2 separate regions of the Homo sapiens genome follow, and region 1 is linked to region 2. The links are chromatin contacts, found by Hi-C or POLR2A ChIA-PET in ENCODE. All regions are on one chromosome and are shown on one strand. The core of a region is the stretch at or near the end of the contact, and the rest is flanking DNA. Distances in the headings are between cores, read along the strand shown.

What was found. A loop is a pair of places that touch in the nucleus more often than their neighbours do. ChIA-PET counts read pairs that join two places held with the same protein, here RNA polymerase II (POLR2A).
Region 1: a map with no recorded cell type shows a loop between it and region 2 (6-fold over the local background). The contact joins two enhancer-like sites. A Hi-C loop is called at or near these places in 1 of 37 single-sample maps with no recorded cell type. POLR2A ChIA-PET finds 5 or more read pairs at or near these places in 1 of 52 experiments (HCT116).

The regions. Positions count from the first base shown.
Region 1 is chr6:3,207,138-3,211,100 of GRCh38, forward strand. No RefSeq gene overlaps it. Among named protein-coding and RNA genes, the nearest start is that of LINC02525, 13 kb to the left of the region's middle. RefSeq lists enhancers at 1,911-3,110, 2,058-2,352, 2,353-2,442. Within about 2 kb of position 2,159, at least 7 of the 41 ENCODE cell types and tissues checked have a DNase peak (open chromatin) inside an H3K27ac peak, as active enhancers do.
Region 2 is chr6:1,915,315-1,919,354 of GRCh38, forward strand. All of the region lies in intron 7 of GMDS (GDP-mannose 4,6-dehydratase), which reads right to left. Among named protein-coding and RNA genes, the nearest start is that of FOXC1, 310 kb to the left of the region's middle. Within about 2 kb of position 2,482, at least 8 of the 41 ENCODE cell types and tissues checked have a DNase peak (open chromatin) inside an H3K27ac peak, as active enhancers do.

The DNA.
Region 1 (3,963 bases), core at 909-3,408, 1.3 Mb after region 2:
GAAATGTCTTAGGAGCCAGGCATGGTGGCTCACACCTGTAATCCCAACACTGGGAGGGCAAGGTGGGAGGATTGCTTGAGCCCAGGAATTCAAGACCAGCCTGGGAAACATAGGGAGACCCTGTCTCTACAATTTTTTTTTTAAATTAGCTAGGTGTGGTGGTGCATACCTGTAGTCCCAGCTACTTGGGAGGCTGAGACAGGAGGAGGATCACTTGAGCCCAGGAGATTGAGGCTGCAGTGAACTGTGATGGCACCACGGCACTCCAGCCTGGATGACAGAGTGAGACCCTTACTCTTAAATAAAATTAAAAAAAGAAAAATGTCTTTGTTTAGTGTTGCTGTGTGTGTGCTTGGGTGCGTGTGTGTGTGTGTGTGTGTGTATGTGTGTGATTTGTAACAGAGGTTGGGATTTCAAGAGAAGAACAAAAAAGTCAAATATTTTCTCAAACTCTTCTCTCATAAAAGAAAGAAGGTTTGGCTGGGCACAGTGGCTCATGCCTGTAATCCTAGCACTTTGGGAGGCCAAGATGGGTGGATCACCTGGGGTCAGGAGTTCAAGACCAGCCTGGCCAATGTGGTGAAATCCCATCTCTACTAAAAATGCAAAATTTAGCTGGGCGTGGTGGCACATGCTACTAGCTACTTGGGAGGCTGAGGCAGGAGAATCACTTGAACCCGGGAGGTGGAGGTTGCAGTGAGCTGAGATCACAACACTGCACTCCAGCCTGGGCGACAGAGCAAGACTCTGTGTCAAAGAAAAGAAAGATTTTTAGCAATTCAGTGACACGAAAGTGAAATGGTTGCAACAGCTGCCAAATTAGGGAAGATTAGCCCTTCCAAACATTAGGCGAAGCAAGATGGGACTCGTTTTAGAAGCTGCAAAGAGTTTGGATTCCCTTTTCATCTCATTATATCCACAGTTGAGAGAATTTCAGGGTGGGAGTGTATCTAAGGTTCCCCAGCACACTGCATTTCTAAGGGTACCGTGGTTCTCGGGAGACATCAGTGACCCTTCCTCCTGTCCTTCTCTTGCTTCCTTGGTATTCTCCTCACCCTTTCCTGATGGGCTGTTACTGATTCTGTCTCCATAGCTGAGCTGTAAAACATTGCATACCACGGATGACGCACATTTGCCCTGGATCCTTTTCCATCCCTCAGCAATCTGTGACCCAGCCCTTTGCCAGCTGCTTGGGAGCCAACACTAATGACTGGAAGCAGGTCGGGGCCATGAACCTCTGAGACGGGAAAACTTGCAGGCAAGAAGGAATTCCTACCAGGCAGCATAGCGCTTAGACCGAAATGCAGCTCCGCCAAAACTGGCTGATGGGGAAATGACTGAGACATTTCTCTATGTCTGAGAAACTTAAAGTTTTGTGGAGAAAGGAACTGACAGAATTTCTATGTAAAGTTGTCAGAACCAAGGGGGCTTAGGAAATCCACCTCGGTTCCGAGAAGACTCCCTGAACGGCGTGGTGGGGAGCTTTATCTTGAAAAGGATGAGTGATGGATGAGGTGGCAAGGGCAGGCTCGGAAGAGTGAGGTAGAGAGAGAGAGAGAGAGAGAGAGAGAGCAGGAGCCCAAGCTTGGGGGCTGGTCAGCAGGGAGCAGGGGAAGCTTTCAGGTACTGGGTAGGGCTAGAGGTAGGGTGACTGTCAATCAGGGTAGAAGTCTGCTTTCAGAGGGTATTCAGCATTGTATTAGGACACTTGCACTTTATACTTCAGGGAAATGAGAGTTTAAGAAGTGAAATAACAGGATCAGGTTTTCAATTCTGATAATCACCCTGGCTGCAGTACAAAGCATAGATTGGAATCTCTCTTCTTAGTGTAGTATCTGTCAATGGTGGGTGCTCAGTAAATATCTGTTGAACAAATGGTCAGTGAAGAAAGGAAAGGGAAAAAGATCCCTTTTAATAGGCTTAATGGGCCTGCAGCGAAAAGTGTCACCTATGAAACTCTCCAGACAGGTGGGGTGGGGGAATTTGACACAGATGCTGCTGCCCTGCTGCAGCTTTGTTTCATTCTGTTTTTAATTTACCGGGGCTGCAAGGGAAAGGGCGACTTCTGGGATCTCTGGAGCTAGGATGAGTCAAAGGCCTGCTGACGACATGCTAGAGCTCTGCTCCTCGCAGCACGATCAGGCAGCAGCGGCATCAGCTGGGAACTTGGTGGAAATGTAGAATCTCTGGCCCCGCCCTAGACCAACTAAGCCAGAATCTGCATTTAACTAGATCCCCAGGTGATGAGTAGGCACTTGAGGGTTAGAGGAGCCGGGTGTAGACTCAGAAGCTCCGCCCTGCAGATGAATCATCAGGAGAACCCGGAAGAAGTAGGAAGAGTGGGAGACCTGAGAAATCCGTATTTTCCCAGTCTCCTCTGCTTGAGACTGCAAGTGGGGCCACACTAATAGAAACCTATGGTTTTCTCCAAAAGCCCCAGCAATTTCATATGATTCAACCTAGTACTTTGGAGAGTCCCCAGAGTGTGACTCATGACTCCCCCTCACTCAGTTACCACATGGAATTCCCACTTTCCTGCTCTCTGACCTGGGCACCAGCCACGGCTCCCAAGGGTGCTTGCTTTACGGGGCACTCTGTCTAAGAGGTGAGAATTCTTCTGCACTGCCTTGAATGGCTTCAGCAATGACAACGATGATAACCAACAATGTCAAGAACTGCTATACACCAGGCACTGTTCTAGGTACTCTTTTGGATTTAACCTTATGAATCATAATGATCGTTACTATTTCACAGATGAAATTTCTATTTCACAGATAAAGAAACTAAAGCCCAGAGAGGTTAAGGAGCTTGCCAAGTCACAGGGCATGTGAGTGGAGTGACGCCTGCTTATCATTTGGGCCCCGGGGGCAGAGCTGCTTGATGCTCCAAGAATCACACAGAACCTTTAGCAAACGAGCTCTTTTTGTTTATTGCTGGGAGCATGAGCTATAAGCTAAAGAAACCACTCAGAGGAACTAGAGACTTATGAGTGGTTCTAAGATAAGTTAATGAGGTTAGGGCTGTGCTGCTGGGGGTGCATGTGTTCCCAGGAGCTGATGTGGCCCACTGAGTCCCTATAACCTCCAGCATAATCAGGCTCAGGCTGTAGCCCCTGCTGCTGGGGCAGACAGAGGAGTTCAGTGAAGGCTGGAACTGTCACAGGCAAGCAGCTCTGCCCGAGGAAACCTGAGCAGGATCAGGAGAAGCGGGATGAGGCCAGTGAGGAGCCCCAGACCAGGGCCACAGAGACCCCCAGGATCTACTGAAGGTGATGGAACACCCCAAAGACAATGCTGAATGTCTACATGAGGAAGTGTCTCCATCACCGGTGGCCCAGAGATAACTGAGGGAGCAATACAGGACCCGAAGGCCGAGGTCCATCCTTGGGCTATGTCCAGGAATGAGAGAAAGGAGGAGGCCCATGCCCAGAAGCGCCTTCACCCCAGGTCCGCTGTGGTCTCACGACTGAGACCCCCTGCTTGCACCCAACCCAGACAGTGCTGAGGAAGGGAAGAGGAAGCAGGAGGGGAAGCCTGTGACAGGACCAGCTGTGCCAGTCTGTAGGAGGCTGAGCTAGGATAAGAATCCTGTGGCTTGGAAGTCCTTTGCTTCCAGGATTTAGAATCTCTCAATTCTTCCAGGGCTGTTCTAACCTTACTTCTTTAAATTTATTAATTTTTTTTTTAAACAGGGTCTCACTTTTTCACCCAGGCTGAAGTGCAGTAGTACTATGCAATCTCAGCTCACTGCAACCTCCCTCTCCCAGGTTCAAGTGATTCTCGTGCCTCAGCCTCCCGAGTAGTTGGAACTACAGGCGTGCTCCACCAGGCCCGGCTAATTTTTGTATTTTTTGGTAGAGATGGGGTTTTGCCATGTTGGCCAGACTGGTCTTGAACTTCTGACCTCAAGTGATCTGCCCGCCTCAGCCTCCCAAAGTGCTGGGATTTCAGTGTGAGCCACTGG
Region 2 (4,040 bases), core at 1,232-3,731:
AGACAAGGCGGGAAATGGCCAATTCTTCAGTGAAGTGGCCAGGAGAGTAGGGCCCCTGAGGAGGGCATCTGCAGAGGCAGCTGAGTGCTGAGCCTGAGCAGGGCAGGACTCCAAGGGCAAGCAGCAGGGGCAGCCCAGGGCCGGCACGGTGCAGGGCCAGCAGCTCCCAGCTCCGGAGGAGGACGCTGGGGCCCTGCCCAAGGCCGAGAATGCATGCTCCAGACAGCGGCCTTTATTCCATGGTGGAGACAGTGATGGTTTTAAGTTGAAATATGACAGTATCTGTATCTCAGAAAGGCGACTCTGGCAGCCATGTGGGAGGCAGAGAGAGCATCACAGTGCAGGGTACAGCCAGCACAAGGGTCGGCCGAATGAACGCGCCTGATCTGGGCCAGACTCAGCAAGCCTCTCTCTCTATGCCTTATGTTTTCCCTCTAGTGAGAAAAATATGAGAATAGCACGTATCTTACCAGACTCCTGTGAAAGTAAGCTTGTAAAAGTGTCCAGTAGTTCATGCATTTTCAGTACGCAATAAGGTTTTGAACTTGAAAATAAAGACTAACTGGATATTTTAATTCATGGTTTCAGGCTCAAGGAAGGCTTTGACTTTAAAATAACAACTGACCATTAGAGCTGTTCATAAAGAAAGGGCCATATTGGGAGGTGGCAACACCTTCACCATTCAGACATGTCCCGCCCAGCCACTGCTCACGCAGGCTTCGCAGGTGGAAGCTAAGCTGTACCTGAAGATCTTGGCATTCTTACTGGTGTAAAAACTGTCATTAAGCATTTTTCAATATACAATCATGGTTTTTACGTAGTTTAGCCCTTTATTCCTATGATGTTTTTGCTACCCCATTCTAGACTGACAACATGGCTGTAGGGAAAGGAAGACCAGCAGCCACCTAGTTACAAGGTAGCACGCCCACAGTGACCAGCGCTGATGAAACGTGAGGGTGCAGCTGAAGGAAAATGGGGCGTCTGCCAGCTGCTCACCAGGCTCTATCAACCCTTCACGTGCGGGGGTGGGGGGCTGTTCATACTCAAGATGCCATTAGCGCAGATTCTCCAAAGTAAGAGTTTTCATATTGTATTCCTACCCCACAATCTGTGAAAGAAAGGGAGAGAGAGAGGAGATGAGCTGAAGGGAGGGGAAGGGAAAGGAGGGAAAGGGAAGAGGGAAAAAGAGAGGTAGGGATGAACAGAGGGAAAGGAGAGTGAAAGAAAGAGAGAGAGACGAAAAAGGGAGGGAGAGAAAGAGAGAGAGCCAATCGTGGCACAGTGACTTAGGAAGAATCCTACTGAAATGCTCAATAAAGCCAGTGTAATTTCTTTGAGCCCCACTGGACTGCTAACATTTGAGAGCACAATACCACGCGCAATTAAACAAGCAAACCCACAATTCATTAGGGATAATTTTAATAGATGACTCATTAGCCAGCCAGTTAATGATGCTTTGTTTTCCCAGAGGCCCAGGCAGATGCTTAACTACAATGAGGCTTCTACTGCCACTGACAAAAGGCAATGGAATCTAAACCACCCATGCCACGTCTTCAAGCTTCTTCAGGTTTTTTTTTTTTTGAAGATAAGGATCAAATGAAACGACTTCTGTTAAACTTGTATTTCCTGTACAGAATGGATATCTTCTTCAAATTATATGATTGTACAACTATTAAAGGACTGCTTAATGTAGAGGAAGTCTGTTTAGGACACAGGGACTGGCCTTTTCACATGTGGCTCCTCAGATGTTCTACAGTTTCCTTCACACTCAGTTCCTCACACTGGAGTGGTTTCACAGGATGATTAGAGGTATTAGGCCAGCAGTAGAGATGCTAGTTTATATGTAATACCTAGCGAGAGGAATACGTTTGCTACACAATCAACACTTGAAGTCACTAAAAAAAAATGACTTTAAAAATCTCACAAGAATGACTAAATATACCAAAAATCAGCCCAGAAACATGGCACAGTATCATGGTAAGTCACTGCACTGAGGAGTTGGCAGAGCAGGGCTGGAACCCACTGCCTGATACCAAGAGAAGACATCAAACAAGGGTTTCTCCTTTCAATGTCAGCCTTTTCCTATGAAAATGACAAAAAACAATCCGTGCTCTCCTAACCATGGTCAAATATGTGTTGGGAGAATCAAATACAAAGATGTAAATGACAAAGCACTACAGGAATAGAATAGGACAATCTTCCAGGGTTTAAAATAAGTTCTAGTGATAGATCTTTATATTTTATTTTCAAACTTGAAATTTGAGACCCAGGCAAAACCAGCAAGTAATTCTTGACTAAAGGACACACTGTAAGAAAAAGCACATGAAACTATGCAGCCCTTGAAATCCTCATCTCTGCCTTTTTCTGTTGAGACAAAGTAGGCGCAGCTCTGCTACCTTGAATGGGGTATCTGTATCCTGTGGACTTGGTGACAGAATGCCCCGAGAGGCAGGATGCCAGCCGAGTCACCTTCCTGGAATGCAACCTGTACCCTCCAACACAGGCACCCACAGACTATCGCTCTGCTCTGTGAGTCAGAAGCTGGAGGACGGACCCAAGAACAGGGATATGTCGTCTGAGCATGTGGGTGATGTGCGACCAGGGAGGAAATGAAATCACACTCACGAGGGACAGAAAATGGTACTGCAGAAGGCTTTTCTTTTCTTCTTACTGCACTGTTTCCACAGATATTCCCAGAGCCACTGTCAAATAAATACATAAGAATCTTTAAATTCTATATGTATTTAAAAATAAAGTCCTATTATTACAACATGACCTGCTTCTAATTTGCATGTGTTGGTGATGGGTACAGACTGAGAGAGAGGATAGAGAGGGGAGAAGAGAAGGGATGGGAGAGTGTGACGGTTTTCCATAATAATAGAGCCCTCCTTGGAACTCTGGCTCTCTAGAAGAATCCTCTAACAAATGAGATCCTTGAAAACTGAGAGGAAATAGAGTGATGATCACACAAAAAGGTTTCTGAATGAGCTGATGTCAATATCATCAAGTACTCCCATGGGTACTTGGTCTTATAAGCTAATGGTATATTAGTGATTTTTAAATATTATTTTGTAAAACAGGGCCAGTTTATCCTTCTGCCTTTCCATTTTTCTATCTGCTCAGATATTCTTCCTTTAAAAATAAGAATAAGGCCGGGCATGGTGGCTCATACCTATAATCCAGTCCTTTGGGGGGCCGAGGTGGACAGATCATTTGAGCTCTGGAGTTCAAGACCAGCCTGGGCAACATAGGGAGGCCTCATCTCTACTAAAAAGAAAAAAAAATTCAGCCGGGCATGGTGGTACATGCCTGTAGTCCCAGCTACTCAGGAGGCTGAGGTGGGAGGATCACTTGAGCCTGGGAGATCAAGGCTGCAGTGAGCCAAAATCATGCCACTGCACTCCAGTATGGGTGACAGAGTGAGACCTACCTCAAAATAAATAAGTAAATCAAAAGTAAAAATAAAGCTAGGAATAAAGTCTAATAATAGTAGAATCTAGAGATAATCAGGAAACTGGCCACTGTGTGAGAACATATAGACGTTACTTCCTTTCATTTATGATCTGCACTCAACCAGAAAGAAAGGTGCTTGCAAACATTTTGCTGATATCAAGTAAATCTAGCACAACTCAACCTAAGTGTGGTAAGATCATATTCTGGGGGCAATGTCTTGTGCTAGCTAAAGAAAGCATCTTTTAATAGTAAGAGAAATGGAACACATTTCATATATACAGATTTCATTTTTATAATTTTATAAAGAAATGATGGGCAGGGAGATCCAATTCAGGTATTTACTGGGCATCTGTTATGTGCCAGGCATGTTGGGAGGGATGATTAAAGATAAAGAGGGATAGGATCCAGGTCCTGCCTTCAAGGAGCTTCCCCAAGAGAGACCGACATGAGATAGCTAACAAAGTCCTGACTGCTCCTCAGAGGTCTCCCTCACTTTTCTCTCTATAGTGAGAGCCCAACCATTCTCTCTATGAGAAAAAATGGTAAAAGTGATCTCAAATATTTTACATAACTCTGAGAGGTACTTA